Regions from separate parts of the Mus musculus genome. Here all the other regions are linked to region 3. A link is a loop called in an ENCODE intact Hi-C map of the cell type or tissue named here. Cell type or tissue: left cerebral cortex. All regions are shown on one strand. Each heading gives the region's core, and the rest is flanking DNA. Links, peaks and the distances in the headings are about the cores only. Region 1 has its middle 51 kb from the start of Rpe65. Region 2 overlaps Ptger3 (prostaglandin E receptor 3 (subtype EP3)). Region 3 holds the start of Ptger3 (prostaglandin E receptor 3 (subtype EP3)). Region 4 has its middle 46 kb from the start of Cth. Region 5 overlaps Srsf11 (serine and arginine-rich splicing factor 11). Region 6 has its middle 54 kb from the start of Cth. Region 7 overlaps Ankrd13c (ankyrin repeat domain 13c).

Region 1 (4,697 bases), core at 312-4,311, 2.0 Mb before region 3:
GCTGTCCTGACCAGGTGCAGGGTCATTATCTCTACAGTGTCACAACCAGTAAGAGGCATTCTGCACAGCCCCTGGACATATGTGGTCCTATGCAGCTTCCAAGACCATAGTCTCTAGTGGTAATATGAACCACTGACATTGACACCAGCCCCTGCAGCTGCCTGGCCATTGGTACAGACATGCCCAGCAGCAGCAGCATGGGGTGGGATGTCACCATGGTCTCAGATGGCAGGACTGGCTACGCACAATAGGCTATTCCTTTCCACCCTCCTGTCTCCAGTTCCAGCTCTTTTCATAATGATAAGACTGTTCCATTTCTCTTTCTCTCTCATCTGTCCATCACATATTTGTCCATTGTAGTGGCTCCTGCTGCAGGTGAGGCACTTGGCTGGCAGGCTTCTGGGTGATCTCCTTTTCCTTCTTATATGGCATGGTGGCAAGCAGGCTTCTAGTTGTTTATAGCATGCCTGCTGCAGACCCTTTTGGTCCCTGTCTGCATAGAATGGGTCTTTGGTTGCAGGTGGACAAGGAGTCGGTGAATGAATGACAGACAGAATCAACACAAGAGATTGTGTAGAATGTGAATGTAATTTTTCAAATTGAGCATCAAACTTTTTGCACAGAAGAAAATAGGGAAGTTAGGTGACACATCGCAATGCACAAATGAGGTTACCGGATGCTTAATGACTCTTACACAAAACAGAGGAATGTAAACACAAAGACTGGCAGGAAATGGGCAATAAAACAACTGAGACAAAGTCAGCTCTATCTAAGGTCAGCTATAGTCTTAGAAGCCAGGTGTGAGGACTTTACACTCCTAGGGCAAAGGCTTTCACACCCAAGTCATGGTTCTAATTAGGGAGTTCCACTCTAGCTAACCATCTCATGAATAATGCAATACTCTAAAAACACAGCATGATCTACTTCCTAAACCATTGTAAATTCCTGTGTATGGGAGTGACTTGGTTTTTATTCTGAGTGATAGTGTGTGTGGGGGGACATTTCTACTAATAAGTAATGTAGTATGCCATACATAACTATAGTAAGAATTCTAAACTTACTTTGCTAAGCTTGCCCTGAAATTTCAAACTCTATGTAGTAGATAGTAAAGCCTGATTTCTTTCACTATCTCTCTTACAATACTAGAGGCAATTCTGAATGTCACTGAATAGGCAACATTCTTACTGAATTCCAAGCCCAGGGTTGCCTCAAGGACTACCTAGGGCATTGGTGAAGGCTAGGAAGCAAAGTTCGATTTTGCTTAGGTATTTGGCAAGTCATTGCTTGGAGTCACCTATAACAAAACAATACTGAAAGGAAGCACACAGATCCATTCACAAGGACAAAATTGGAGCATACATGCTATGGAATGCCACAGTTCCAGGAGACTAAGTTTCCGTGAAAGTCTTTGTCTCAGGACTGCATCCAGGCTTTTGGCCTGTCATGAGTGTCACTACTGGAGTGGATGTAGCACCTGCCCATGTGGCATGGTAGCTGTTGAGTCTCTGAACATCTTCCCCCTCCTGTGCTGCAGAGCATGGCAGCAGGCAGGTCTCTGTGTTTCCTCTGCCTACCCACAGCATGTGTCATGGCTGCAGATGGGCTTCTATGTGTCTATTGCCCACCCTTGCCATGTAGGAGAGGGTGGGTTTCTCCTGCTTGATTCTTATATGCATACTATTTCACAACTATTCTACAACCTGTGTATTATGGTTAACATTTTGATTATACATATAGACATCAGAGCTGATACTAGTTTAGTGGCTAAAAACTACCTAACAAGTAAATATACTTGTAAATTTACTCTTGCTAAATTTTTATTAAGTTTACTTTTTGTTTTATTCTATAAAGCGATAAGTATTGAGCAGTCAAATCGTGTATGAAATGCTTATCAAAAGCCTGTAGATGGCAGTGCTGCCCTTTGCTTCTCACTTAACTGAAGGCTTTCTATAAAATTGCAAAGATAATTAGGAATTATACAACACTGGTTTCAAAACATAAACCTTAGCTGACCCTTGAGTGATTTACAAACTGAATAGTTCCTTGAAGTTTATGGTTGAATTTAACTTTCGATTTATTGAAGTGCATATAATGTTCATCAGCATAATAACAGGTAGATTATATAACTCCTACCCAGAGCACCAGGTCCTCTGCTGGAACTTGAGGTTCTACCCATGCAGTTATCAATGTAGGGGTCAGCAGGATGGCTAACAGCTGAAGATGGATGAAAATCTTTTGGATTCTGATGTTATAAATCAGTTAATAAACACATATGAATCAAAAAGTCTGATATTGTACATAATGATCAAAACAGATTATTTATCTCTGTTCTTAGTGCAATGATGCACTTGTAAGAGATATAAATTTTTATTTTTAAATTATCTATAATAAATTGTATCTACTTTTTAATGAGAAATAAGAAGACATTAAAATATTAAAACTACTGCTATTATTCCTTCTTTCTCTGTCTTTTGGAGAGTAAGACAGACCTCTTTTAATTTGTTTTAATGCTATGGGTCCCCAGTGCTGAATCATTCTCCTTCAGGGGTCTGCTTCCCCCAGGAGTGCTCTGCATTTAGCAGCTGGATTGTACAGTGATGCAGGGGAAATATTATCCTGTGATTTTGGAGAATTCTGAAAAATCACCCAGCACTAGAACTTAAAACTTGATATAACTTCATCTGAAGCTTTGTCATAGCTGCATTGCTTTTTAAAATTTTGTTCTATAACTTTTTTTTTATATACATATTTTGCTTCCATGTAAGCCTTCTACACACACTGTTTGGTTCAGTAGTACTAAGATCATTACTTTCTTAAAAACAATTTTTATTAGATATTTATTTCATTTACATTTCAAATGCTATCCTGAAAGTCCCCTATATCCCCCCCCCTGCTCCCTAACCCACCCACTCCCACTTCCTGGCCCTAGCATTTCCCTGTACTGGGGGCATATAATCTTTGCAAGACCAAGGGCCTCTCCTCCCAATGATGGCCAACTAGGCCATAAGATCATTACTTAAGACAATGAGCCCAAGGAGTGGCCAGAGGAAGTTAGCAGCAGTTCTCAGGTAAGTAGTCAGTCTAAAACAGTATTTCTCAGTTATCTCTTGGATTATATGAAGCTTTTATTTATTTAATTCACATGCATCAATTGTGCATGTTTATGTCATAGTATTACAATTAATTTAATCAGTATGTAATAATCAAATCAGTGTACCTTTTAAGTACTCCACTCAATACTATCTCTAGTCTCCTCTCCTCTCCTCATTGGCATGTTCCAGCCCCCAAGCCTGGCAGAGAATTCCTGCCAATCAGAGGACACACAGACCAGAAGATGAGAGGAAGCAGAAACCAAGAAACAAAACACCTATCCAACAAAGTCTAAATCAGAAATTGGTGCCTAAATCCATAATCACCTAGAACTCAGATGCCCAGAGACCAGCTTAAGAACACAATCAACATCAGCCAAGGCAATATGTCTCCACAAAAGCCCAGCTATCCTACTACAGCAAATGCTGAATATTCCAATACAGCTGAAGCACACACACACACACACACACACACACACACACACACACACACAAATTACCTTAAAATTAATGTTATAAAGATAGAGGTCTTAAAGAAGAAATAAATAAATTCCTTAAAGAAAGCCCACCCCCATCAAAAGAAAGTTTAAGGAAAGGAATAAAACTGTTCAAGGCCTGAAAATGGAAATAGAAGGGGAAAAAAAGCACAAACTTAGGGAATTCTAGAAATGAAAAATCTAATAAAGCTTACAGGATCTACAGAAGCAAGCTTCACCAACAAAATATGAGAAATGAAAGAGAATGTTAGGCACTGAAGATATTATATAATAAATAAATAAATTAGTCAAAGAAAGTATTAAATCTAAAAAGTTTTAACACAAAATACCCAGGAAATTTGGGACACCATAAAAAGACCAAAACCTAAGAATAATAGGAATAGGAGAAGAACCCCAGCTCAAAGGTCCAGAAAATATTGTCAACAAAGTCATAGAAGAGAAATTTCCTAGCCTAAAAAAGGAGATGCCTAAAAAAGTTCAAGAGGCATACAGAACAACAAATAAATTATACCAGAAAAGAAAATTCCCTTACCACATAATAAAATAATAAACATACAGAATAAAGAAAGAAAGAATATTAAAAGCTTCCAGAGGAAAAGAGCAAGTAACATATAAAGGCAGACCTATTAGACTTGCACATGACTTCTCTGTGGAGACTCTAAAGGCCAGGAGACCTTTAGATGTCCTGCTAACTCTAAGAGACCACAGATGCCAGTCCACACTATTATACCCAGCAAAACTCTCAATCACCATAAAGAAACAATATTTCATATCGTATAACAATATATTCATATCGTATAAACACTCAAATTTATACACTATCTATAAGCCCAGCCTGGCAGAAGATACTAAAAGGAAAACTCAAATCCAAGGAGATTCACTATACATATGAAAACAGAGGAAATAAATTATCCAACACTAGCCAAACGAAAAGAAGGGAAACATGCATGCGCGCGCGCGCACACACACACACACACACACACACACACACAAATTGCCACCGCCACCACCACCACCACCACCAATTAAATGATAGTAATTAACAATCATTGGTCACTCTTGCTCCTCTCTTGCTCCTTCTCTGCTTCCCTTTTCCCTTCTCTCCCCATTC
Region 2 (4,000 bases), core at 1-4,000, 71 kb before region 3:
TAAACATCTTACCAATACTAATTTGCTAAATTATCACCATCTTCCTGTGACATGGAAGGAAACTGAGGGACAGAAAAGTAGTCCAGGGTCACATACAAAATGTGACAGATCTTAGCTCAAAACACACAAGTATAATGATCATTACCAACTTACAGCTAGTATATCTTGCATACATTGCTTCCTCTCATGCCCATTGCTGAATTTCACTCAACATTAATAAAAATCATTCTGTTAGTAACTTTCAGTATTTGTTGCCACTACTGGTACTGCTGTTGTTAAGGGAAGCATATCTGTACAATAGATTAATCTCTAAAGTATATAAACTTGGCCTTTCCGTTCTGTATAAAAAGAACAAGACCTTATTATCTGGAATGAACACATTGTTCTGATGAGGGATAAAGTAAATTTTTTTCATGATACTAAAAGAGAAATTAGTCATTTGGTCAGTTAACAATTAATAACTAAACATATACGATAGAGATGAAATTGAAGGGATATTTTGGGATGTTTAAATGGAAATCCAAACCCCTCATAGCCAGTGGCTTTTCATAATCCAAACAATGATATGTAGACTGTACTGCCTGATTTCTCCTTTAAAGAATTTTAATATGGTAGAAAGTCAATTGGAATAACAGGAAACAGTAGAAAGGGGATCTAATTGCAGGAAAAGACAGTATGAAGAAGTCTGACCTTACCTAGTGTAGAAACTCACAGCTCATCTGAGGGTGGGTCAGCTCTTAGGCAGAGGGCCAACCACTCACAACAAGGTGATAATCTTGTGAATACACAAAACTGCCCTTTTTAAAGCTAGAAGGAGCCTTGGGGATCATGGAATCTAACTAAATTTACACATGGTGATGTGAAGCCAAGTCGTTTTTATGGTAACAAAGCTGGATTTTGGTAAAGTTTTGTCTGGAATCCAGTTTCCTTGTTTTTGTCCCACATGAGACCCAAGAATAGATCAGCAGATTTCATCTACTTATAAACAGCCAAGAGCATAAGCTATTCAAAAAAAAAGGAAGAAAGGAGAAAGGAAGGAGGGCGAGGGAAGGAGATGGGTGGGGAGAGAAGGGGAGGGGAGAGGAGGGGAGGGTAGAGAGGAGAGAGGAGGGGAGGGAGGAAGGGGAGTGGAGTGGAGAAGGACTGGAGGGAGAAAGAATAAGAACTACTGACCAAAATGAAAGCTCACAAGGGACTTGGCCAGTGCTGCTTGTCATGAACCCCAGATGTTCATGTGTGTTTGTTGATGTCCTCTGAGAGTGTCTAGCCTCTATCCTAGAACAGCCTAATTACTCCAGGGTATTTTAATGAGTGATCTTGTGTTTTCACACAGTGTCTGTAAGTAGAGATTAGCTCCACTCATAGACAAATGCTTATCCTGATGTTTCCATGAAGTAAGTAACTTGCTCAAATCTAGATCATGAGCCACATCTGGGTCCCCATGTGTTTGAGTTGATAAATTATTCTAGAGTGAGGCTAGAACAGTGAGCCACCTCAGCCAAGGGACAGGCTCTCAGTAGTTTTGTTGACTCAGTATAGTCCTTTTGGTCCACCCTTCATCAGGCCCCCTTCCAGCTCCTCAGAGCTTCCTGGCTCCTTCCTCTAGTTCTTGCAATCCAAATCACTCTGTGAATGAGGAAGAGGGCCTCCATGGCCCTGGCTGCTGTAAGCCTGAGGCAGCTGCAGGTGGATTAGCATCTGTCCTTTATGTCTTGGGGCTCAGAGCCTCTTCTCACCATGCAGGTTTGGGGACTGTGGCACTTTGGCTTGAACTTGGACGTTTTCAGTGGGTTTCTATGCTTTCCCAGAATACTGACATGTATTCTAAGCAGAATAAATCTTCATCACACTGCCCTCCTTACGTTAACATAGGCTCCCAATGCCTTGGCAGCTTAGAGAAAGAGACATATAAAAATGACTGAGGAGATGTTGGGTTTCCTGGGATATAGAAAGAATGTTTGAGGAGAGCTGTAGAGGAAAGGCTTCGTTCTTAAAGGTACAGTAGCAGGTCTGAGCCAACACTGCCTGCCACAGCATTTCTCTCTGTGCTAAGATTGAGTAGTGCCTGGAGAACACAATGTCCCCTCTTCTCCTGTGTGCCCAAGACTTTCATGCACATTGAGGGTCACTGTAGTCGTTGCATGTCAAAAGCCTGAGAAGGAAGAATGTGCAGGGTGAAATCAATTTCCCAGTAGGAGGATCCTCCTGGAAGATAGCAGGAAAAGGCTGAGAAACGGAGCCCTCACCTCTCAATCTCTGTGGTTACACCTGGACCATCTCACTACAGATCCCAAAGAACCTGAGAGCTGAGCATGGCCCTCATCTCCGGCAGATCTTCACTTCTCTCACTATGAAGTGAAAAACTTGGTGTTTTCCTTTAAAACCCCGACATCATCACAGAAAGTAAAGGGGGTGCTTGTGAGTACAAGGTGTGAGGTGATGCATGGGGGGCTGTCCAGAGGCAGGGCTTCAGATAATTCAGTGCTTCTCTATGAAGGAGTTAACAGTGCTTCCCACAGAGTTTGATAAAAAGTCTTTAGGCGCTATGGTTCCACACAGCCAGTCATCTCTGTACTGCTGTGGGCTTTCATTTCCTCTTTACATGGTTATTTTCCAGGAGGATTTGCACGCTTTATTTGAACATTGCATCAGTTAAAATCCATATTGTGAAATACTATAAGAAAAAAAGTAACAATAAAAATCCATATTCCAAGTGGTTAGCCTTGAAGTTATAGTCATACACGTGACTCTAAACAGACTGGGTAGGTTATGCTTACATATTCAGCTGCATATATTCACACCTATATATTCAATAATAACAGTTAAAGAAAAAGGCCAGAATTTCAAGAGAGAACAAGGAGGGGAACATAGGAAGGATTAGAGGGAAGAAAGGGGAAATTATATTTTAATTAAAAATTAATAACAAAAATTTAAGACACTATCTAAAGCAAACCTCTATAATAATCTAAATTTTACAATAATTTTTGAATGAACCAATGTTAAAACATTACCTTAAATTTTAAAACATCAACAGGCAAAATATAAGGAAAAAACAAATCCATATCCCAACCATCAAGTTGAAATGATTCTTATTGTCAGTACCCCGGAGCTCTTGACTCTAGCTGCATATGTATCAAAAGATGGCCTAGTCGGCCATCACTGGAAAGAGAGGCCCATTGGACACGCAAACTTTATATGCCCCAGTACAGGGGAACGCCAGGGCCAAAAAGGGGGAGTGGGTGGGTAGGGGAGTGGGGGTGGGTGGGTATGGGGGACTTTTGGTATAGCATTGGAAATGTAAATGAGCTAAATACCTAATAAAAAATGGAAAAAAAATATTTATGTATGTATGTGTGTGTGCACCTAAGCATATGTCTGTGCATCATATATATATATATATGTGCACCTAACTATATATTTGTGCATCATGTCTGTGTATATGTGTGTGTATGTGTGCACGTAAGTATATGTCTGTGCATCATATGTGTGCATGTGTGCATGTGTGTGTACACCTAAGTATATATTTGTGCATCATGTGTCTGCCCATGAAGGCCAGAAAGCATCATATCTTCTGGAACTAGATTTATAGGTGTGAAATGCCATATGGGTCCCAAGAACAGAAGCTGTGTCCTCTGCAAGAGCAGTGCTCTTAGCTGCTTAGCATCTCTTCAGCATTAATTCTAAAAGAAGGAAAGAAAGAAAAAAGAAACACACATACATACAAACCCACATACACACACAAACACACACATGCATATACACACATGTACACATACACATACAAACACATCACGCACATACAAACACACACACACACACACACACTGCTAGAGAATCTCCTTCCTTAACCACAGCACTTTTCAGTTCCTCCTTTATCATCCCTGCACAGTCATGTGGACACAGGTTCCTTCAGAACATGGTTTTCGTGCCTCTAGTCTTTGTTTCAGTGCCCACATCTGGTCCCTGTGTAAGAAAGCCAGCGAGCAGTGTTTTCTCTATG
Region 3 (4,573 bases), core at 1-4,000:
CATGATCCCCATGAGCTGGATGGCCGTCTCCGTGGTGATTCTGCCCCACTGGGCGCTGGACTGCGAGACGGCGGCTTTGGCCCGACAGCGGGACACCAGGGCTTTGATGGTCGCCAGGTTGCAGGCAAAGGTCACCACCAGAGCCAGCAAGCCCAAGCAGGCGAAGGCGGAGGCAAAGGCCACGCTGCCCGGCTCGCGCGCAGGGTCTGTCTCGTTGCCCGCCGGCCCGGTGCTGATGAAGCACCACGTGCCCGGCCACTGCACGCTGTAGCGGCCCACGCCCAGCACCGGCAGCAGCGCGAAGGCGAGCACAGACAGCCACACGCCCAGCAGTACCGCGCGCGTGGCGCGAGTCTTCATGTGGCTGGCATACCAGTGCGGCGCACGGATGGCCAGGGCGCGCTCCACGGCCATGGCGCTGGCCACCAGGAGCGAGGATAGCCCGAACACTGTCATGGTTAGCCCGAAGAAGGTGCACAGACGCCCCGATGGGTCGAGCTGCTCCCAGCGTCGCTGTGACAGGTACACGAGGATGACCACCGGGCTGGTCAGGAGCTGCCCCACTAAGTCGGTGAGCGCCAGCCAGCCAATGCACAGCAGGAAAGACTTCTTGCGCTTGCTCTCGCGGCGCCGGTAGCTGCGCGACACGAGCAGCATGGCCAGCGCGTTGCCCACGAAGCCAGTGACCATCATGGTGATGGGAAAGGCCACGGACACGGAGCCGCAGTCGTCGGTAGTACTTGACAGGTTGCTGTGCGCTTCAGCAGAGTGCTCCGGCGCCCACATGCTAGCCATAGTGGCGGGGCCACGGTAGGGCGCACGGGGCCGGAGCCTCCCGGCTCAGCTGCGGGATAGCAGCAGAGTGCACTGGGGGACAGCCGGAGCCCAGGCTCTGCTCTCCATCGCCCGCCGCCTCCCGCGCTAGGCTGCGGGGACTGGACAGGCGCCGCCCGACGCCGCGCGAGGCTCCTCCCGCGCCTTGGAGCTCGAGGGGCGGTGCTGCGAGTAGGCAGGCGAAGGGCGGTGTGGGCTGGGATCACCTGGCGCCGCGCCCCCTAGGTCTGCCTCTCCAGCTCTGGGACTCTGTAAAGTGCTCATCAGCCTTTGGGTTACGTGACACTGGAGAAAAGACGAAATCTGACATGTTAGTAGCTGCGTGAATCGCAATGCTGATTTCTCCTCATGTTTGACTGTCATTGAATTTGTTTTATTTAATATATATATATAAATATATATATGTATATGTATCAATATCATATGTATATACATATGATACTCACATCTGGGAAAGAATAGGGATGAGTTTGTGTTTTAAGTCTTCCTGAAACTATTGCCTTATTTTACTTTGGACTAATTCCAAACTCATATTGGTAAAATACTTTTCTAGGATAATGTCAGTTTAAAAATCCAAAACCAAGTAAGCACACAGGTGAAAGTACATAGCAAATTCACATTTTCACTGAGTGACATTTCAGTATAATGATACATTTAAATTTTAAGAGTATTCTGGAATTCATACATCAAAGAAAATATGCCACCCTTTAGTTAGATCAAAAATTTTATATTTATTAATAACTAACTTGTTTACATTATCATCCCCCTATTTCCCACCCCGCTGTGTGTGTGTGTGTGTGTGTGTGAGAGAGAGAGAGAGAGAGAGAGAGAGAGAGAGAGAGAGAGAGAGAGAGAGAGAGAGAGAGAGAGTCCTTTCGTATTTACATTGAGGTCAGACTTCAACATGGAGTGTCTTCCACTGTGACTCCCGGCCTGGTATGGCCTCACACACCCAAGCCCAACAGCCAGGCTACTTTTACTCAGGTGTTGGGAATCCCAATTCAGGTCTTCCTTTGAGTGGTTAGCATTCTATTCATTAGGTCACTTCCCCCTGCCTAATGCTTACTGAGAAGGTCGACCATAAGAACATGTATTGGCAAAGATAGTTAATCAATCTCTCTCTCTCTCTCCCTCTCTCTCTCTCTCCCTCTCTCTCTCTCTTATTGGATATTTTCATTTACATTTCATGTTATCCCCTTTCCCGCCCCTCCCTGTAACACCCTATCACATCTCTCCCCCTGCTTCTAAGAGGGTGTTCCTCCACCCACCCACCCACTCCCACCTCCCCACCTTTGATTCCCCTACACTGGGGCATCTATCCAACCTTCATAGGACCAAGGACCTCTCCTTCCACTTGATACCATGACAAGACCATCCTCTGCTACATATGCAGCTGGAGCCATGTGTATTCCTTTGTTGACAGCTCTTAACAAAGTTTCAGAAACCCTTCTCTTCTTGAAGCATTTTTTTTTTCCCAGCCAGAGTTACCTACATTTTAGCTGTTCACCCTGCAAATAAGTAACTTTTAGATTCTCCTGGTTGTTTTCCTGTTGGTTCTTTTGCTAGCTGCCAAGAGTTGACTTAGTTCATTTGAAACGACACTCCCCTCTAGTGGCTAAACTGCTAACATGCACTATCTTGTATTAAAGAGAATTTCTTTAAAACATTTTTTTTTTTAATTCTTTAATCCCCCTCCTGGTCTGCCTTCTAACTGTTCCACATCCCATACCTCCTCCTCCCCCCAAAACCCCGGCTCCAAGAGGATGTTCCCCACCCCCCACCCCTCAAGACCTTCCCCACTCCTTGAAACCTGAAGTCTCTTGAGGGTTAGGTGCATCTTCTCTGACTGAACCCAGACCCATCAGTCCTCTGCTGTATGTGTGTTGGGGGCCTCATACCAGCTGGTGTATGCTGCCTGGTTGGTGGCTCAGTGTCTGAGCGATCTCCGGAGTCCAGGTTAGTTGAGACTACTGCTCTTCCTATTGGGTTGCCCTCCTGCTCAGCTTCTCCCAGCTTTTCCCTAATTCAACCACAGGGGTCACCAGCCTCTGTCCATTGGTTAGGTGTAAATATCTGCATCTGAGTCTTTCAGCTGCTGCTTGTTGGGCCTTTCGGAGGGCAGTCATGATAGGTTCCTGTTTGTAAACACTCCATAATATCAGTAATAGTGTCAGGCCTTGAGGCCTCCCCTTGAGCTGGATGCCAATTTGGGCCAGTCACTGGACCTTCTTTATCTTAGGCTCTCCTCCATTTTTGACTCTGCAGGTTTTTTTTTCAGACAGGAACAATTTTGGGTCAGAGTTTTTGACTGTAGGATGGCAACCCCATCCCTTCACTTGATGTCCTGTCTTTCTGCTGGAGGTGGACTCTATAAGCTCCCTCTCCCCACTGTAGGGCATTTCATCTAAGGCCCCTACCTTTGAGTCCTGAGAGTCTCTCATGTCCCAGGTTTCTAATACATTCTAGAGGGTCCCCCCACCTACTACCGCCATAGGTTGACTGTTTCTATTCTTTCTGCTGGCCCTCGGGGCTTCAGTCCAGTGTCACCCCCACCCCACCCCAATACCTGATCATGTTCTCCTCTTTCCCTCCATGTACTTTGAGACTGGGTCTCTCATCTCCTGGAGCTCACAAATTGGGATAGAATGACTAGTCCGTGATCCTCAGGGATAAGGATCCTTGTCCCCCTTGCCCCCATTGCTGGGATTACAAATCTTATCACTAGACTGATCATTTCCACAGGCTTGAGGGAATGAGCTCAGCCCTGTACTTGAATCTCTGATTAACCAATAAACCAGTGGAGGCTGAAATAAAAGGAGCGTATTTTCATTTTTCAAAAACATTAAAGCTTATATTCACCTATCGTCACATTTAAATTCTGCTTTAGAGATTAAATTAATCTCTAGAGATTAATATTAAAATATTAATATTTTAATTTCAATATGCAAATGATTCATCTCATTTGTATCATTTTTTTTAGATTCAACCACATTTTAATATTCAGCTAATGTGTATGAACTTACCACATTAAACGTCCCTAGGGACTTGGCCTCAGAACCAGATCCACTGTTGCCATGTAAGAACAGTGGTTCTTTCTCATCCTTCGTCTTCAGTCATTCAGTGAGTACTCACTGGGCACCTGGTCTGTTACACACTGTCTTAGTTTTAGGGATGCCAACCAACACATTGAAGCCTCTACACCTATCAGGTTTATATTTCAACATCAATCTCTTGATTTTTCAGAAGCCCCACCGAGGGAAGTAGAGGGATCCCAGGAGTCTTGTATTTGTGGGCTGATTTACTCTGAAGGTGGCATCCTATAACTTAGTGGAAATTATACATTGTAGTGACTCTGGGTTGCATTTTTTTCCTGTGGTCACTTGACTGACCCACTGGACAATTCCTGAATTACAAGCCCGTTGCTATTTCTGAGTCTTCACTCTCTCATGCCTGCTTTATTCTGTGTTCACTGCAGATGGACCTTCTCTGTGCTTCAGTAATTTGCTGGTAAATCAGTAATGGGACCACACTCTCTGGTAATGGTGCGTCTTTCAATTTCCTGATGCATCCTGAATTGCCCATAGTGGGTAGGCATTCCTTTAGAAGCATCTAAGCTGTAGACATATTCAACAATTATATGATTTCTAGCTTCTCAGTACTTGTTTCTTTTCTGAGAGGCCTCTTCACTTTGGGCAGAGTTCAGCTGTGAGATGTGGATCAGAATGGGTTCTTTTGCATC
Region 4 (4,697 bases), core at 387-4,386, 310 kb before region 3:
TTTAACTTTTCTGCTGTGTAGCACCCCTTCCTATGAGTCTTCCCTTTGTTCAGCCTCACAGGCAACATGGGGAACATGAAGCTGCTGCACTCCCAACATGCCCGCCACAGGGTCTGACTGTGAGACCTGTAGCTGTTGGTGCTTTTCTACTGTGGATATGGTATGTCCCCTGCCTCAGGAGATCCCACAGCAACTCTACAGAAATTAAAAACTTATTACCCAATTTTACAAAGGGATAACTACTCAAGTTTGCACCCAAACAAACCTCTAGAGCATCGAAGTCCACTCCAGGCTATGGTCAACCTTCTACAAATCAACTTTCCCCACCTTATGGAAAGGTGCTTGCATCTGTGAGGTTAGAAATTCCACTCCTGATTTATCCAGCTCACGCCTGCTTCCTACATTTTCCAATACCTGTGGTTACAGGAAGGGAGTCAGTCAGTTCCACTGATGGCCTGAATAGATGACCATTTAGGCTGGGCGGCACATAAAAACATAATGGACAAGTGATTGCTGGTAACTGCAACCCATTAAACCACCCAAAATGGTTTGGAATATGTCTTATTCTGTTTCCTGTTCCTCTAACTCAGTATCTTAGTTTGGGTACTTTACGAAGCATAGAGGCTTCCTTAGGCCACGGTTTTGAAGGCTGGGATGTTCAAGAGCATGTAGCTGATTGATATCAGGTAAAGTCCTTTTCCTTCATCAGAACATGGCAGATAGTACATGATAGAGCTTTGCAAACATGCTAACCTTTCTTTTTATAAATTTGGTAATGTAGTCATCCAAATTCAAGTACCTCTGGATACCATTATGCATAAGTTTGGGGATTAAGATTTCAACATACCATCTCTAGAAGTATAACTACACAACCTAGATAACACAGTTCCGGGCCCATTTCAGGTTAATAATAAATAAACCAACACAGCTGTTTATATTTTTATCACTTTAAAATTAGCTATTTATTTTTTCTTGTGTGTGAGTTGTTTTCCTGCATGTATGTCTGTGCACCACGGTTATGCTTGATGATGTGGACGTCAGACAAGGATGTCTGATACCCTGGGACAGCAGCTCTAGAAGGCTGTGAGCCACAGCTGGGTGCTGAGAGTTGAACCCAGATCCTTTGCAAAAGCAGCAGTTGCTTCTAACCATTGAACCATCCTTCCAGTCCCTCTAGTGCCCAATTTTTCTGCCCTTCATAGTCTCACTTAACCACATGGTGTTTTCGTCTCTACAACCTCTGTTAAAAGGCTTATTCTAGTTAAGATAAAATAGAATGATCTGCAACAACTTAAAAACCCAGAGCCTGCTCAGCGTTATTCCCAATTAAGTGAGCATTGATATATGCTAACAATACAGAAACATTTGAGGCTCTATATTTTTCTAAATTGTCATTGGCCGCTTATTTCGCATATGCAAAAGCCATGTTCGTGACCCAAATATGAGACATGAAGAAATTGGAAGGCCTCTAAGGACATGGTGGTGGTGGGGCGCTCAAGGCAATGGAAGAATTTCTTGAGCCCAGAATTTGTGGTATTTTCTTTTTTCTTGGACTCTAAGGTGGCAGTCAGAATTGATCTTTTATTCCCATGGGGGAAATGATTTCATGAGAGCCCATTAATTGAGCAGTCAAGAAGAGCAGAATCAGGGGCTGGAGAGATAGCTCAGCTGGTGAAGGCAAAGAGACTCACGACTGAAAGCCTAAAGAATGGTGGAACTTGGTTTGAGAAATGCCTTCGAAGGTAGAAGAATTTCTAATGTATCTAACAGCCTGAGTTAGAACCCTAGGATGCACACAGTAAAAGGAACAAGTTATTCTCTGACCTCCATGTGTATGCCTATTCACACAAAAGAAATGAATAAATGAATATAGCAAAAAAGAGCTGTGAAATCCCAAATTTTAAATGGAAGAAAACCTTTATTATTATTATTATTATTATTATTATTATTATTATTATTATTTTACCTTTGGGTATTTTGCCTGTATATATGTGTTCCGTGTGTGCTCAGTGTCTGCAGACACACAGAAGAGGGTGTCAGGCCCCTGGGACTGGAGTTGCCTATGGTTTTGTTCTACCATGTAGGTGTTTTGGAAGCAAACATGGGTTCATTGGAAAAAAAAATACTTGATGGTTGATTGAGGTGGTCTACTTGACCACATGTAGAACCAACTAAAACCCAAGCAGCTGGGCTTGCCTGTGAGGGATTCTCTTGACTGGATCCTCTGAGATTGGAAAAGCCATCTCAAATCTGGGCCAACCCTTTTGATGGCAGTCCAAAAAGGAAGTGGAAGAAAGAAGGACTTTGCTTTTTGCCTGCTTGCAAGTTCATCTACCCTGTTGCTGAGTCATTCCTTCAATAGTTTTAGAACCTACTTCTTCAGGAATCCAAAGCAGTAGAACTTCAGGCCAGATCAGGACTACTGAGACATCCAGTTTTGTGGATAGAACAGTACTGGATTCTTGGCCTTTCTGTTGGTAGACAGCCACTGTGGGACTAGCTGGACCACAGCCTGTAAGCCTCTCTAATATGTTTTCACTCTATCAGTTCTGTTCTCCTAGAGAACCCTGACTGATATAAAAATTTTGCTTTCCTTTTACTTAAAATAAGGAAAACAAAACAAGTTCTTTGTCCAGAAGGTGGTCATTGGTCATCTGCTGCTGTGTTCTGGGCAGTCCATTGTGTCTAATAGAAGCATTTACTGTAGAAACTCAGTGTGGGAATTGTTATGTCTCAGGCCTCAGAAATATCCTGAAATGAGTTCAACCTGGACTATAGGAGGATTTCTGGTGGTTAGATAAAACCCAGAGTTCACTCAGGAACTTGTGAAACTGGTTCCATGTGCCCAAAGGAGTCATTTCCTTTACCTCTGGTAGAAGGGACCTTTGGCTTGACTGACACTTACCCTTGGTAAGTGGCTGCTTACTTCCAGGCTCCCTTGAGCAAAGTCTCCATTGCCTCCCTTCAGCTGTTCATCCTCTTTATAATCTGCTAGTTAGTCCCTGTTATTCTCAGTCTTTCTGCCTCTTATTTTTGCATTCTCTCTGCTCTATTCTCTATCTTTTACTAACTTTCTTTCTCCAGTATTCTTTTTACCCCTCTGCTTCCATAGCCCAGGCTATGTTCAGTCTACTTCTTTCTCTCTCTATTCTTTTCCAGATGCCTTTGGTCTCTCTCTGTATCTCTCATATTTACAATAAAAACTTTAATAGTGGATCATTCATCTGGTGCCTATACCCTCTCATACAAGGCGTAGTCCCTCTCATAACTTACAGGAAGTTACATGGTAAGAGCAAGGACAGAACATGGAGGAGTTAAGGATAGAACGAGTTTTGCTGAGGCTTTGACAGAGTGGTGAAGCTGGACCTGGCTCTCAAAGGGTGAGGAAAGATTAGATACACAAGACACTTTGAAGACAAATCTTTTGAAAATCTTCTCCAATAAGAAAAGGTTATCTGGTGATCAAGGAAATACTGATTTGGATAATCCGTGAAACCAGCACTTCTACAAGATGACAAAACTTGCACAGTTGTTACTTCTCTGATCTCGAGGTATTTGTTTTCAGGATCCATGGCTAAGTGTGATCCATTCTATTGAGTTTTCCTGCAAGGAATCTCATGTCCTCTGAGCTGTAGAGTTAGCTACTGGAACCCTAAACACAAAATATTGTGCTGGATCCAGTTGTCAGACTTCCCTCAGGACAAAGTAAAGATAAATGCAACTTCTGTCAGGGTGGAGAACAACGTTAACTCTTTTCCAGGAAAAAGAGAAAAAGAAAAGAAAAGAAGAGAAGAGAAAAGAAAAGAAGAGAAGAGAAAAGAAAAGAAGAGAAAAGAAAAACAAGTTGAGCTAGTTCTCAAAACACAAGAACATCACTCTTGGGTTCACAGGAAGCCAAACTCCAACCTTAGACACAAAGGAGAGTCTCTTAATCAGCAGAAAGCGACACCTAGTGGTCCTTAAAGGAAGAGTCGACAGCCAGAAGCACTGGGCTGTTTTTTAAGCGCTGTGCCCCACTTGTTTAGGGTTGGCATTGTTAAATTACTCAAATGGGGAGAACCATGGAAAAGTACTTGTCATTTCACTCTGTGCTGTTAGGTTCTTCCAGAAAGCACAAACGGAGATATGTTTAGGTGGCTTCAGACCATGGGAGTTTATGGAAAGGAAGGAACATGAAACCAAAATAGTCATCCAACAGCCGGAACTTAAAGGGACAGTGAGACAGCGCTACCCGGTCATCACAGCAGACAACGGTCAGCACAGTAGCAGCTGCAGATATACCCTCTTGGCACCAGACCCAGATCTTCCCTAAGTAAAGCTTGCCAGGGGCAGCCCTATCACAGAGTCCATTAGCATCACCCCAAGGGATTGAAACTCGCTTGGAACGAAGGCCAACCTTTGCATCTGGGCCAAGTGCCCAGGTGAAGCTGAGGCTGTGAGTTGAGGAAATTGTGTTCTGAGAACCTCAATGACTTTCCACGTCCCACAAGCACAGGCTGTTTCTGAGAGTCAGTGAGATTCAACCCTGAAAGGAAAGACAGAGCGGAGTGAAGGTGAAGACAGAGCTAAGCAGCAGACAGACCGGAAGCAATACATCTCATTCATTCAATCATTCATTCACCCATCCATCCATCCATCCATCCATCCATCCATCCATCCATCCACTCATCCATCCACCCATCTAGGTATGCATGCTT
Region 5 (4,697 bases), core at 306-4,305, 460 kb before region 3:
TGTCCTTTTGGTGATGTGTATGTGTTTTAGCCAGTGCTGTTTTTCTCTAATGATATTTCTTTATCTTTTAGTGACTCACCTTTGCCAGTCTCCTCTCGTGTCTGCTTTGTTAAGTTCCATGATCCAGACTCAGCAGTTGTGGCACAGCATCTGACAAACACTGTGTTCGTTGACAGAGCTTTGATAGTCGTACCATATGCTGAAGGTTTGTGCTTTGTTTCACTACCTATGTGGGCACCCCTGCCTGGCCATTGGCCACAGTGTAGATGTAGAGTAAGCATCACTAGCCTGTCAGATTCCAAGTATTACTTTGAAACCCTTGTTATACTGCACTCCATAATTATGACTTGGAGGTTTTTTTCTTACTCTAAAACTGAGAAATAAAGTCTGTTTTATAAGGTAATTAACTTTTTGCTATCTTTAAAATATTTTTAAGCTTTTTAAACTGAATTCCAAACTCTGAGATCTATTAATGTTAAGTATTAAGAAGTCCCAAAGGTAAACATTCATATCATCCTCACAGGAACCTTCAAATTAATGCATGATGCTTATGTTCTAAAGTCAGTAGCTAAGTCAGCTTTATTTCCTTTATTCTCTCACTCACTCCAACCTTAAAATAGAATAAAAACAAAAACCACGTGCTGAATTCCAGTATACCAAGGGTTGCAATAATTTTAGTTTTGTAAAAGTTTAAGATTTCCTATAGTTTAGGTGCCAGATGGACACTGGGTGTTTGTTTTTAATGGCAGATTTTCTTGTTCTTGTTATATTTTCTAGAATATCTCAAAATAATAAACTCTTCTCTCTGTTGTGTGTGTGACTTTTGTAGTGGAGAAGGCACATGCAAAACCCTCCCAGATGGCTGGACACAGTGGGTGCTCTGCAGCTGCAGGCTCTAGACACTAACTAAACCAGCGAGCACTCGAGCCCCCAAGTGTTTCCTGCTGTCACCATTTGTTAACTGCATTTTCTCTCTTTTTACGTTTTAGGCTGTTACAGTAATTTGACAGGAAAAAAAAATGAGCAGGTTTTTGGATCTAAAAGCCACTGTGACAGGACAGCACTATTTTAATGCCATTTTGTAAAACTTTTCTAAGGCATACTTTACAGTTAGCTTGTTCCCAGTAAACTGCTGCTTGGTTTGCTTTTGGTAACTATAAATCTTTATTTGAGGAAATCATTGACATGATATACGTACTAAATTTTAACTTAATAATTGAATATACTGTCCATGATCTACATGCTTTCCCTTTCCTTTAATAAACTGGTTAGTGGAAGCTGTATCTTGTAATTGTTGCTTTTTAGATGCTTCTTAGATAATTGAAGACAAATGTGAAGATTTGCCACCATACTTTGTGAAAGTTGTGAAATGTCTAATAGAGAATTGCCTCTGGTTTTTCTAAAGAAATTATATTCGGAGATAAGTTAAGGCATGCTATTTTGGTAACAGTGTACTAAAGTGAGAGATGTGAGGCCAGTAACAATGTTTCTATGAAAGAAAAGTCAGAAAGAAGCTGATTTAGTGTATTTTGGATAAGCAATTCCTTTTATTTCAGTATGCCTCTTTAAGATAAGACTTAACCACCACCTTACACCAACAGAGAACTTACAGAACTCAATTCAGGATGAGTAAAGTAGACAGTAGGTCTTGAGACGGTCATGTCATGTGAGTAATGTGCAGAGTGCTTCAGTTAGCCATAATACAATGAGCTTGGGATGGAATATATAGTATATCATATATCTGGGTCTTTATAATTATTTTAAGCCATAGTAATTTTTGTAGATGTGATTTTGAAAGTGAGGTTTTGGGGAGTATATATAGAGCTTTAGAAATACTTAGTTCAGGAATCTGTTTTTGCTGCATTTAATTTGTGGTATGATGTGCTGTATTAATGTTCCCTCCACAAGTAAACTGATATATTCAATCCCTTTGTCACCAGTCACTTGGTTTTAGCCCTTAACACTTGGTGTTGGCTCTTGGTCAGTGTGTTAGAACAATAGACCAAAAAGTATACGGTAAGAATAGCCTCACTTGGTAAAACAGAGATAGCTAGCTGGATGTGGAAGGTGCTCTTAATAGTAATGGATTTGGGGGCATCTAGGTTCCTTGGTTAATGTTTGTTTCTTTTGTCTGTTTCTTTTTCTTTCATTTCTACACATTCATGCAGTATTTCATGGTTCTATCAAAGCAGCAGTAAAAAAAAAATACTCTTGACGCATGAAAATTAACTGGTGAGGGGCCTCATTGCTATTTTTAAATTGTAGTTTTGTTTTTAGTCCTTTTTTAATCAGAGGATCAGATGCATGAATTTTTTTTAATGGATGCAGATCTTCTCTCAGGTGTCTCACAATAAATTCAAGAGGATTTTAGTTTGCCAGAAATGTTGGAGATGCACTTAATTTGAGTAATATGTTATACTTAATATATCCTCTTGAGACATAATTTTGCATGCAAAATTATCCCTTTATCTTTGTAGGTTTGTTAATATTGATGCATTAATACCCTATATCCAAATGATCATCTCCCCTCCCCTCCATAACTCTCGGTATCTAAATTGATGACAGCTCTGACACAAGCAAGATAGCAGTGCTGTGTAGTATACATTTGTTTATATTATCGGCACTTCTCAGTGTAGGTGGAAGGAACCATTACCTTTATTTAACAGTGGTTTTTCTTTTTTGTTGTTGTGTTTTACAGTTCTTTTCCCTGGTTCAGCCTGAACTATATACCAGGCCCTGCTGAAAATACCACCCAACAGTTTTCTTCTGCAGCTTATCCAGTTTCTCTTAAGTGCCCTGTACATATTGTATGTTTTATGATGAGATGCAGTTTCTTAATATGTATTACAGAAATACTACTGGTATTTGCAAATATGTAGTTTAATTGTATTATTGAACTCTCATTTTGGGGGCTTGGGCACATTAACAGATTAATCCATCTGTATAGGGCTTTTGCTGTTGGATAGAATTTAAATTGTCTACATAAATAATTTGTCTTAGGACCTTTAGATTTTATCTGAATACACAGATTAGGCTTTAAAAGCAGGCATACATGTGGTTTTGGGCTTAAGGAGTTTTGAACAAGTTAGATGTTGAACTGACACTATATAGCAACATTTTTTTGATATGGTTAGCATGGCACATATTGGAACCTAAAGCATTTTACTGTACAGGTAAGGAATGTGCCATGTTTTACCTACTCTCACTCTCTCTCTCTCTCTCTCTCTTTCTCTCTCTTTTCCCCCTCCCTTCCTCTTCCCTCCTTCCTCTCTGCGTCCCCTTCTCTTTCTCTCTACCTCCCTCTCCCTCCCTCTCCCCTTTACTCCCCTTACACACATTTCCCCTGTGTATTCAGAGACCTTCAGAAACATTCATATTCATGTCATGAGTCAGCAAAAGCCCTACTCTTGATTCCAACAGAATATTTCCTTTACATACTTTCCTTCTTTTAATTTTTACAAAATTTGTATGGTAGGTGTAAAGAAAATCATAGTAACTGTACCATATTATTAACCCCTAAATCAAACTTTTTTTGTCTTGTGTATCTTGATTTTTCTGTGTGCTTTATAGTGAAGCAGCCGACACGAGTCGTTGTTCATAAAACAGCTTTTGAAAGTTGAGAGCACACCCCTGGAGAACCGACTGTGCTTGCTTACGTTTGGTTCATGACTTAAAAATCGAGTACAGGTGATGAAATCTTGGCAGTGTTAACAAAACAGTAGTGTGTATTGTGCTATTTTTTTTTACTCTAGAAACTTAACCATTGTAGAGAAAAAGGAAACAAATTTTCACACATTGAAGTTTCATTCTGACATAAAATTAATGATAAATAATCATAGAGATCAAACTTTATATTTTAGCGAACATAAGTACTTTCAACAAACTCAGGTGGTGTATCAGGGAGACATTTTCTGGGTGTTTTTGTGTGTTTTCTGTCTTCAAAGAGAGTGTGTTCTCATGCAAGGATGTTTCTCTGCAGGAGTTATTCCTGATGAGACTAAGGCTTTGTCTCTATTGGCACCAGCTAATGCAGTGGCAGGTCTTCTGCCTGGTGGTGGACTCCTGCCTACCCCCAACCCACTTACCCAGGTATGGCCCCATTGAATTTAGAAAGGGTATGTTTAGTGTTTGAGGTAGTATTTGACAATAGACGACTTCAGCACATGAATGGAAAGTCAGACTGCCTCTGTAAGACTTTGCATGTTTGTGTTGATTTAATTGTGGTTTAACTAAAACTTCTGTCAAGAAGACAGGATCTTGGCAGTGTAAATCAGGAAAAAAAAAGGGGGGATGATTAGGGAATAAGAGTTACCATACATCTAATGAGTGACTAGCAGTCCTGTGAGGAACAGTGCTGCACAACAGGAACACAAACATTTTGACCAGAGGACTTATTTAGTATTGAGATTTGTACTTGATAATGCTAAAACTGGGAGAACAGGATATGGGGGCTTCCAAAAGAAGCCTCTACCTTAGTATCCAAACAGACAGTAGACAGCATGCATAAATGACAGCAGCCAGAAGAAAAGTACTTAGGGTCCTGTCATCATAGCACAGAGCTGGTTTTCATTGAGGATGCAATTAGTACTTAAGGCTATATTGAGAGGGCCATTTCTCTTTATAGATCATAGAGAATTAATGTTTTATAAGAAAATGAGAGGTTGACCATCATATGGACAGGTGTGAGGAACTACAAA
Region 6 (4,697 bases), core at 414-4,413, 300 kb before region 3:
CAAGGGCTTTCGTTGTGATGAGGTATAAACTGTTGAATGCCTGCATAGATTTCTCCTGCTCAGGCCAAGTTTAGAGCAGGATACAAGGCTGCAAAAGAATAAGCTGGGGTATGACTTATGAGGCGGCTGTAATTCAATTTCCAAGTAATATAGATAATATTCCATATCTAAGCACTAATCAGCAGATGCAGATGACCAAGCATATCTTACAGATAGTTAGTGGTGATGGCTTTACTGAGAAAGCTGGGTAAAACTGTAGGATTCTTGGAAAATGAATAGGATTTACATAGTTATCACAGCTGAATGTACACAGTAATTATTGTACAAGTGACAGTTTTGAACATTTAGAATGGTATCTGCTTTAGTGATGAGAAAACTGAGTGCTAAGTGGCTTTTCTGTTGCCTTGATAAAACACCCTGACAAAACAATTGAGAGAACAAGGTTTTAACATGCCTTACATTTCCAGAGCCAAAGAGTCCACCACTGCTAGTGGGGAAGACATGGCAGTAGGAGCAGGAATGGGGCTGACCACATTGAAAATGCACTCAGGAAGCAGGGGCTGATGTGTCCTGTTAACCTTGCTTATATGTAAATAGCTTGCAGCTGGGCTCCTGCAGGTGGGAACACACTTAGGTTTTAGTTCTGGTGGTGACAAACCACCATAGCAGTGCTGGCAAGGTATAGTGTGGTACCTGGGGAGGAGACAAGGTGTAGGTAGCTGCTGTCCTGAGATCGACTCACAAGTAGAGGGAAGAGAGAGGAGGGAGTTGTTCTGCTGACTGTTCTTATGAATGCATGGATTTCATCATGAGGCTCTGCCTTCAGGACCTATGTACCTCTCAAAGGCTGCCATTTTCAAATACCTCTACACTGGGCTTCCAACAGGTGAAATTTGGGGGAAACAAATACTCGGTTTGTTTGTTTTGTTTTTGTTTTTCAAGACAGGGTTTCTCTGTGTGGCCCTGGCTGTCCTGGAACTCACTTTGTAGACCAGGCTGGCCTCGAACTCAGAAATCTGCCTGCCTCTGCCTCCCAAGTGCTGGGATTAAAGGTGTGCACCACCACCGCCCGGCTAAGAACAGACTAATTTAAGGTAGAAACATGGTCTAAGACATGCAGACTGTTTAAATACCCCAGTTATTATGTTGTAGTAACAATAAACTCACTTTGATTGACATGGCGGCAGACAATAAAGAAAACTCAGAAATATCATCTCTATCATTCATTTATTTAAGCAATGTTTGTTGAATTTTTTTGTCTATCAGGAATCTTCCTAACCATTTTAAAGCATCTTCACTGATGTCCAGAAACCTGGATTTTTCTATCTTTTTAAATGAAAAAAAAATAGAGAAAATTAGAATTCATGATTAGCTATTCAATTAACAATTCTATATTATTAGCTGTTATTGGTAGATATATTGTCATTGATTTCTCCGTGTATCCCTGACGGTCCTGGAACTCTCTCTGTAGGCCAGGCTGGCCTCAAACTTAAAGATCAGAAATTTTATAATTAACCTTCTGCATGGTTTTCAAATGAATATTACTCAATTCCAAGGCTGTATAATAAACATCATTAACAATGTTATGGTTTTCTCATTATGCATCAATTTTTTCACAGTGAAGAGTTTCCTCTGCTTCTAGAATTATAAGACAATTGATATAGACTTAGTTTTGCTCTGTGACTTAACAGAAACACAGCAGCCAACTGGTATGAAAAACGTGCCACAGGGAATAGACATGGTGGCATTAACTTATAATTAACATTCTCACATTAAAAATTGTGGGTTCTTTTGTTTGTCTGTCTGATCAGTAAAAATCTTATTTATGGGACAATGAGGACCCTTTCCAATGAATAAGCAGATGGATGTGGTAAATTGAAGCTTTCTTTCTTTCTTTCTTTCTTTCTTTCTTTCTTTCTTTCTTTCTTTCTCTCTCTCTCTCTCTCTCTCTCTCTCTCTTTCTTTCTTTCTTTCTTTCTTTCTTTCTTTCTTTCTTTCTTTTTTAGAGATTTATTTATCTATTTTATGTATATGAGTACATTGTAGCTGTGCAGATGGTTGTGAGCCACCATGTGGTTGCTGGGAATTGAATTTAGGACCTCTGCTTGCTCCAGCCCTGTTTGCTCTGGACCAAAGACTTTTTTGTTATTATAAATAAGTACACTGTAGCTGTCTTCAGATGCACCAGAAGAGGGCATCAGATATCATAACAGAAGGTTGTGAGCCACCATGTAGTTGCTGGGATTTGAACTCATGACCTTCAGAAGAGCAGTCAGTGCTCTTAACTGTTGAGCCATCTCTCTAGCCCCAAATTGAAGCTTTGTAATGAGAGAATTTGTCTGCTGCTCTGCTGTCCTCTAAAACGCATTTCAGTGTAGTGCTTTTATTCTGCACTATGTCTTTTTCTTTAAAAAAAGTAGATTTCACTTACTTGTCATCATCACCATCATCATCATCACATCATGTGTGTATACACTTCTGTGTGCCTGTACACATGTGCATGTAGGCTGCAGGAGGGTGGAGGTCAGAGAACACTTGTGGGTTTTCTCCTTCTATTATGTGAGTTCCAGGAGTGAAGCTCAGGTCATTAAGCTTGGTGGCAAGCCGACTTACCATCTCTGCCATCTTGCTGGCCTTTTGTTTGATTCTCTCTAAAAGTAAACTAGAGCTCTCTGTGGATCTCACTCAGCGGTCAGTCTGGAAGCTTCAGAGAATGAGGAGCACAGGGTGGGTTGATCAACATTGACACAGACAATCTCTGGCTCTAAACTGCTGCATTTTCTTCCTTCTTTCTGTTAGGCCATAATACAAACTTTTACCCATCTCCACTTAAATTTTTTCCTTTACGGCATTTTTTCTATGTTCATATTTTATTTAATTTGAAAAAAAATATAAAGAGGATTAAGGTCGTGGGACTTTGCTGCTCTGACAAAGTAACAGGATCCACTCACGCTTTCAATGTTTATTTCTTTAACAAAATTTTACAATCTGATTTTTCTCATTGTTTGAAAACCATAATTTGTTCATGATATGTGGGACTTGTTTCTATAATGAATGAGACATTTTGCCACTTAAGGCAGACAAGATAAAGATGGTTTCTTTTTTTTTTCTCAAAAATTTTCCTTCTGAAAAAAATAGTATCTACACATGAAGTCATATTTATTCTTCACACAGTATTAAACTGCTAACATAAGTGAAGAATTTAAATTTCCATGATACCAATCCACCAGGTAAGTAAGGTATGCCCCACCGCTGCAGTAGTGGATGACCCCTCTGGGGTAACTGATGGCTGATGAGATTTGAGACTATCTCAAAAATGAATAATTTCATGATGTCCCAGATACAATGTTCTGTGAGAACATTGACAGGACTGGGAAAAACAGAGGCTTTATAAACATTCTTGCCAGTATAAAGACAGTGTCTGGGGGCTGGTGAGCTGGATCAGTGGTTAAGAATGCCAACTGCTCTTCCAAAGGTCCCGAGTTCAAATCCCAGCAACCACATGGTGGCTTACAACCATCCATAACAAAATCTGATGCTCTCTTCTGGAGTGTCTGAAGATATACTACAGTGTACTTACATATAATAAATAAATAAATGTAAAAAAAAAAAAGACTGTGTCTGTCACTCCCAGATCTGGATCCTTATTTCCAACTTCATGTCTTAGATCTCCAGGTCCTCCCATCTCATCCTCACATGAGTCATCTTTCCAACTGTGGCCAGTCTCTTATTGAAGCAGAGATAATGAGTCTTGCTATTAGACTCCCTGTTGCTTTTTTACAAAAAGAGTATGAATCAGATTCTAAGAGCAAAATATGCCCTTATTTCTCCCTAGAGTCCAAAGAAGGAAAATTTTTACAAATTCAATTTCATTTCCCTTAAAGACTGGTGTCAGTGGTTTATTCCAATTTTTTATAAAGTATTTAGAAACAAAAATAAGGTATAGTTATAGAGAACGGAGGAAGATACTTTTTCTAGAGCCTCTCCAAGGAGAAATGGGCAACTGTTCAACTGTTGAGTCAATTTTAAAGCACTCTGAGACCTCCATAACAGCTTGATGATAAGTGCCAAGTCGCTCACAGGGAACCCGTGTTAACTCTTGTGAGATGAATGGAGGATGAAAGTGGGTTTTAAAGCTTGTCATGTCGAGGAGAGTGCCGTCTGCTTCATCCTTAAATGCCAGCCGGAGGAAGTTCTGTGTGCTAAGTGAAATGTCACTGCTGGTCTCTGAAGTGTGGCACGCACCTTAGGGAACATAAAGTAACGGCATGTTCACTATTCATTTAAACCGCTGTCCTAAAAACAATCATGCTGCAGTGATGGTGTGGATGATGGGCCTTGGCGGGGCCATGAAGGGGGAGAGCAGGAATATATGTGTTAATACGTAAGAGCCTCTCAGTACCCAATAGTTGAAATCAAGCCAGTATGCGATAAGCAGTGTCCATGGACTGTCTTGTTCACTCATCAACTGAGTTTATACGTGGACTATTTCAATTGCAGGCTATGGCTTTGTCAGTCTTCTCTCTTCCCTTGAGGGTTCCAGTGAAGGTGTCAGAAACATGAGTATCAGGAATCGTAAGTTACTGAAGAAACACACGTTTAAACATTAGGGGATTTTGAGGAATAACAGGAAGAGAGGCAGAAATTATGGGTAGAGGTCAGAACACAGAGAACATTTTGAACAAAGGGCATAGCAC
Region 7 (4,697 bases), core at 427-4,426, 440 kb before region 3:
AGCTTAAAATTTAAGATTTACCATACAGAATCTTACATTATCTACATTTCAAAACAGTGATATGCATGTAAGAGTATACAAAAACACTGATGTTAACAGGATTAATAGGCACATCATGAAAAGTCTAATATTGTGAAAAGTTTATTTGCATTAATTAACTCCTTTTTTTTCCACCATCATAAGAGATACACTTGTTCTTTGTGATCAGAGAAAAAACATTTTGGAATGGACAATCTGATTCTACTACTCATTAAAGGTAAATTGAAGTCTCAAAACAATCCAGTGCAACCATTTTCAGTAGTACAATCCAGTGCAACAATTTTCAGTAGTCCTATCTCCAGTGTTACCCAGCAAAATATTCACATGTTTAAGAAATTCTAAATCCCAAGCTGCAAATTTATCATTTCTTCCTACATGTTCAAGCCAATGAGCCTAAAGCAACAGTGTCACTGCCTTTCAGAACCTTGGAATCATGATTGACAACAGAACTAAATAGCTAAGTCACTGGATCAGCCACTGCCTCCATTTCATCATGCTAGCTTTGGGCTTCTCAGTTCTTAAAACTAAATAGATCACTTACTGGAGTGGTGAGGGCTTTGATTTTTTTAACTCAATTATTTTTCTTAGAAAAAGTAAAATGTCAACATATGCCAGGTGGTATCACTATGTGAGATGCAACTGTAAAGAGATAAATATCGGGGACTGGAGAGATGGCTCAGTGGTTAAGAGCACTACCTGTTCTTCCAGAGGTCCTGAGTTCAATTCCCAGCAACCACATGGTGGCTCACAACCACCTGTAATGGAATCTGATGCCCTATTCTGGTGTGTCTGAAGACAGCTACAGTGTACCCACATTAAATAAATTTAAAAAAAAAAGAGAGAGAGAGAGAGAACTATCTTATGGCTAACACTTTGGATTTTTAAATAAGTCATCTTTCAATAAAAGTCTTGGTCAAAGTTTAAACTACTAGTCACACTGTAACAACCTGACAAATGTATCTTGACACATCTCATCAGGACACAAACATTTAGCTAAGTCTTTAATAAAACATGATACTATTGTGATTTGAACATTATTCTCCCTACTTTTCTTTCTTGGATCTTTAAACTATTTTTTAATAAATATGAAAAAAATTTAGGTGTAAAAGTGAGTAATGCATGATTTTAACACTTTGGAGACAAATCAATAATTATTTTCCTATGACTTAAAAAAAAAGAACTTTCAATCTTGTGTGTTTCTGGACGTTTAGCCTATAACAAATATATTGTTACATATAAAATGTTTTTACCTTATTTTGAAATCATTAATACATAATTGTCCAAAATACATATTTATTTTTTAAAATTGACACCAATGCATCCATATTCCATTAAAAATAATCTGACTTACATGCACTTACTAGGAAGCAAGTTTAAAAATTTGGAATTTGTTTAAAGTGCTGATACTTAGGAGAGGGCTAGCTGTAAGCATGTTACCGTACCTATCAACAGAACAAGGACCTTTAAACTCAAGTTTAGGAAAAAAAAAAAAAAAAATAGAAGCTCTATGAAAGGAAGATCAGTAACAAACAGTTTCCACTGAAAAAGGATTCAGGTGAAACAAAGAGCACCACGATGAGCTGCATGGAGGTGCTGGGGGGCACCGCATTCCCTGCAGGGAGCACTCCCTTGGAATGCATTGCAGCTATAAATGCAACTGTTATCAAGGTGCTGGGGGGGGGGGGGGGCACCACATTCCCTGCAGGGAGCGTTCCCTCGGAATGTATTGCAACAGGCTGTAAATGAAACTGATGGTTACCATTGCTCTGTTCACCTCAGAAAACTGCATTCCTTCTAGTTGGTTAAACATTCAAATTACAGAACTATACATAATGATGAAAACAAAGCTTAAAGGAACATTTATACATGCCACCCTGAATAGAGGTGACGCATTTCAAAGGGTTTCATATCTCTTAAGACACAGAATTTACGTTAATGGTCCAGGAGTGTTTTAGATATAGCTATAGATATATTTATTTGATATATATTTCAACAAGAAGTGTAAAAATCTTTAAAAACAAATCACAGCACTCACAGCTGCTTTACATAGGAAGGTCTCAGGGTCACTGGGTGTCAAACTATTACAGACAGGAAGTGACTTTAAAAAGATGAATGAATGGCACATCAGGAAGCTGTGGATGTTTTATTAGAGGTCAGTTTTTCATCACATCACTGATGTGTTGACACTCTGCTTAGAAAAGCTCTGCCTTTGCCACCTGGAGCCTCATGCTCTTCTGGATCAGTTAAAGGTCAGGAAAACGACTTGGGTCTTCCTTGTAGTCTTCAGGGATAGCAAAGATGGATCCATCAAATTCATCACATCGGAACTCCTGAAAAGTCACAGTGGCTGTGATTGTGGGAAACACGGGTATATCTGGAGAACAAACAATGAGATGTAACAAACAGTGAGATGTAGTCAGATGTCCATCTTTGATAGCCCACTGGAGTCAGCCACCTTCTATCACACAAGTATTTCTACAACAACCCAATATGCACCTGCCCCAGCCTGTGCAGTGGGCTCCAAGGCTCTGGGACTGGACCTGTGCAGCTGCTCCCTGAATGCTCTGAACAGGTGCAACCCCCACGATTTTTTAAAATCTTGACACCTTTGCTTCAAGAAACACCTCATCACTTGATAAAATCATATTGCTTCAGCATAGCAGGTGTATAAAAGAGTTTCTGGCTCAAACTGAATCTGGAGATGGAAAGTACATTCACCAGTCTGCTCTGATCATTTGATTCTTAGTTCCTGGAAACAGTACAGCCCACACAGAAGCTGGTCTGATTCCTAACCCACTTTACTCAGGAGCCTCAGATTTCATCTGTGAAGAGCCTCCATAGTGGGTCTATGGAAGCCAAGCCAAGAGCCTACCACAGGGAGAAAGTAAAGTTGCTGTTGTAAACCTAGTTTGTTTGCAGAAATAGCCTCATGCTAGAAAACCAGGGAAAGGATGCTCCCAGCTTCCACTGATGCTCACTGTTGGAGAAACACAGTCTCCCAGCAGTTAGCAAACTCGGTGCTATCGACCAAACAGTTTTTATACGGCTTGTAAGAATTTTCTTGACCCAAATCTGTAAATTTCCTTTAACTGTGTTCATTTCTTTAAAAAGAAATTCTTTATGCTCACTTCTTTAAGAAGCTTTACAGCTCACATTTAAGACTGGCCTTTAACTTCTTTGTAAACTAAGGTAAGGGAATGTTCACTTCCTAGGTTTTTGGAGGGTTTTTGGTTTTTTTTTTTTTTTAGGGGGGAGGGGGTGTGATTGCAAGCCAACCTCCACCACCAGACAGGGCTTCTTCTTTGTGTAGCCTTGGCTGTCCTGGAACTTACCCTATGGACCAGGCTGGCCTTGAACTCAGTGATGCATCTGCCTCTGCCAGGAAAAGTGCTGGGATGACTCTCACCATGTGGTTAAAAAACAAACTCTTTTCTGCACTAAAGTGTTTGTGCCTTTGTCAAACCAAAAGTTAAAAGACCTTCTGGTCCCTCTGCTCATGTGCATCACGCACCACATGTGTGTGGTACTGGAGACATGGAGTTAGGATCAACCCACAAGGAAAGTAATTGCTAATACATTATGATTCTTTGTCATAATAGTTCAGCTGTTATGATCCAAGTCTGCCCTCTCAGGATCTCTGCAAGTACATCAACCCAAGAATCATTACCTAGTCCTAGCCCTGAGAAAGAACACCAGAAAGATGAATCCAGAAACTGTAACGCCACTTTTCAGCATATAGAAAGCTGCTGAAACTCAAGGTTCCAGATGAGAAGTCAGCAAAGTTATCACCCTGGTGACAGTGCTGATCTGACTCTAGCTCCACAGTGCATTCTTGCTGAAGACATTCTACATCAGCTGTTAGGGAGAACCCTAGTAAAGTATGCAGAATTAAACTTCATGACTTCCCATGTGAATACTGAATGATCTGGAATTTGGATGGGAACTAGTATGCCAACTCTCCCTCTACACAGCTTCCTTAAACTTCCACTGGTGCTGTGCAGTCTACACAATTCAAGTCTTGATCCTTTTGCTTCGTTATCTCTGTGTCTTTTAGTGCTTGAAATGATCACACACACTCTCCTGCAGGAATTGCTCCTGTGTCCTTTATATATTTTATTTAAATCATAGCAATCAAACTTGCATCTGGTACTGTTATTTCTCAGGCATTTCATACATATAACAAAACAGAAGCACCAAAATACTTTAAAAAAAAAAAAAAGCTTACTAAAAGTGAAGTCATTTGTATATTTGTTGCCCTTTAAAATATACACCATATTAAATTCCATCTGACTTTTTTGTCTTACCTAATTTTACAGGAAAGCCTGGAGGAAGCTTCATTTGAACGAATTCTCTAAGCTTGTTAAAGTGCTTGAAGGGTGCTATTACTTCTAGAACATTCAACAATCTGAAAAATAAAAGAAGAGAATGTTTCCATGGTTCATGTCTGTAATGATTTCTTGAACTACGTGGCTCAAACCTCACAGACTAACTTCCCAAGCACTGAGGAGGAAAGGTTCCAGTTGTGCACTACAGGGTGCCGCTCTCAGCTCCCTGAAAACACTTGCTTACTAAAGCCCGCAGGCTACTCAGTCATTTTGGGAGGCAGGGCTGAAGTGAACTTCTATTTTCATGCCTAAGCTTCATTGTTTTCATGATGA

Evidence for each region. Hi-C counts contacts between places; a loop is a spot of excess contacts. Peaks named below come from ENCODE experiments on the same cell type or tissue, not always from the same donor. Only the 100,000 strongest peaks of a DNase experiment are listed, where the experiment ranks them.
Region 1: it touches region 3 in a loop (13-fold over the local background); 3 of 42 quality-filtered maps call a loop at or near these places.
Region 2: a loop joins it to region 3, with 5 times the contacts of the local background. A loop is called at or near these places in 2 of 42 quality-filtered maps.
Region 4: it touches region 3 in a loop (9-fold over the local background); 13 of 42 quality-filtered maps call a loop at or near these places.
Region 5: it touches region 3 in a loop (4-fold over the local background); 2 of 42 quality-filtered maps call a loop at or near these places.
Region 6: a loop joins it to region 3, with 3 times the contacts of the local background. A loop is called at or near these places in 11 of 42 quality-filtered maps.
Region 7: it touches region 3 in a loop (4-fold over the local background); 4 of 42 quality-filtered maps call a loop at or near these places.

The regions. Positions count from the first base shown.
Region 1 is chr3:159,545,725-159,550,421 of GRCm38, reverse strand. No RefSeq gene overlaps it. Among named protein-coding and RNA genes, the nearest start is that of Rpe65, 51 kb to the left of the region's middle. In left cerebral cortex, for the core only: a CTCF peak has its summit at 1,912 (motif pointing right); a DNase peak (open chromatin) is centred at 1,936.
Region 2 is chr3:157,634,471-157,638,470 of GRCm38, reverse strand. The region is part of intron 2 of Ptger3 (prostaglandin E receptor 3 (subtype EP3)); the gene reads right to left. Among named protein-coding and RNA genes, the nearest start is that of Ptger3, 70 kb to the right of the region's middle. In left cerebral cortex, for the core only: no CTCF peak of the experiment used is centred there; DNase peaks (open chromatin) are centred at 880, 1,350 and 1,897.
Region 3 is chr3:157,563,240-157,567,812 of GRCm38, reverse strand. It overlaps Ptger3 (prostaglandin E receptor 3 (subtype EP3)), which reads right to left and starts at 937. Exons shown (of 4, transcript NM_001359745.2): 1 at 1-937. The coding sequence starts at 795. In left cerebral cortex, for the core only: a CTCF peak has its summit at 2,445 (motif pointing left); DNase peaks (open chromatin) are centred at 319, 983 and 2,435; H3K4me3 peaks cover 1,198 bases.
Region 4 is chr3:157,876,231-157,880,927 of GRCm38, reverse strand. No RefSeq gene overlaps it. Among named protein-coding and RNA genes, the nearest start is that of Cth, 46 kb to the left of the region's middle. In left cerebral cortex, for the core only: a CTCF peak has its summit at 3,957 (motif pointing left); a DNase peak (open chromatin) is centred at 3,955.
Region 5 is chr3:158,022,233-158,026,929 of GRCm38, reverse strand. It overlaps Srsf11 (serine and arginine-rich splicing factor 11), which reads left to right. Exons shown (of 13, transcript NM_001379531.1): 3 at 72-205; 4 at 3,980-4,089. Among named protein-coding and RNA genes, the nearest start is that of Srsf11, 12 kb to the left of the region's middle. In left cerebral cortex, for the core only: no CTCF peak of the experiment used is centred there; no DNase peak of the experiment used is centred there.
Region 6 is chr3:157,868,411-157,873,107 of GRCm38, reverse strand. No RefSeq gene overlaps it. Among named protein-coding and RNA genes, the nearest start is that of Cth, 54 kb to the left of the region's middle. In left cerebral cortex, for the core only: a CTCF peak has its summit at 2,197 (motif pointing right); a DNase peak (open chromatin) is centred at 4,121.
Region 7 is chr3:158,003,456-158,008,152 of GRCm38, reverse strand. It overlaps Ankrd13c (ankyrin repeat domain 13c), which reads right to left. Exons shown (of 13, transcript NM_001013806.2): 12 at 4,344-4,444; 13 at 119-2,413. The coding sequence ends at 2,283. Among named protein-coding and RNA genes, the nearest start is that of Srsf11, 31 kb to the left of the region's middle. In left cerebral cortex, for the core only: no CTCF peak of the experiment used is centred there; a DNase peak (open chromatin) is centred at 2,811.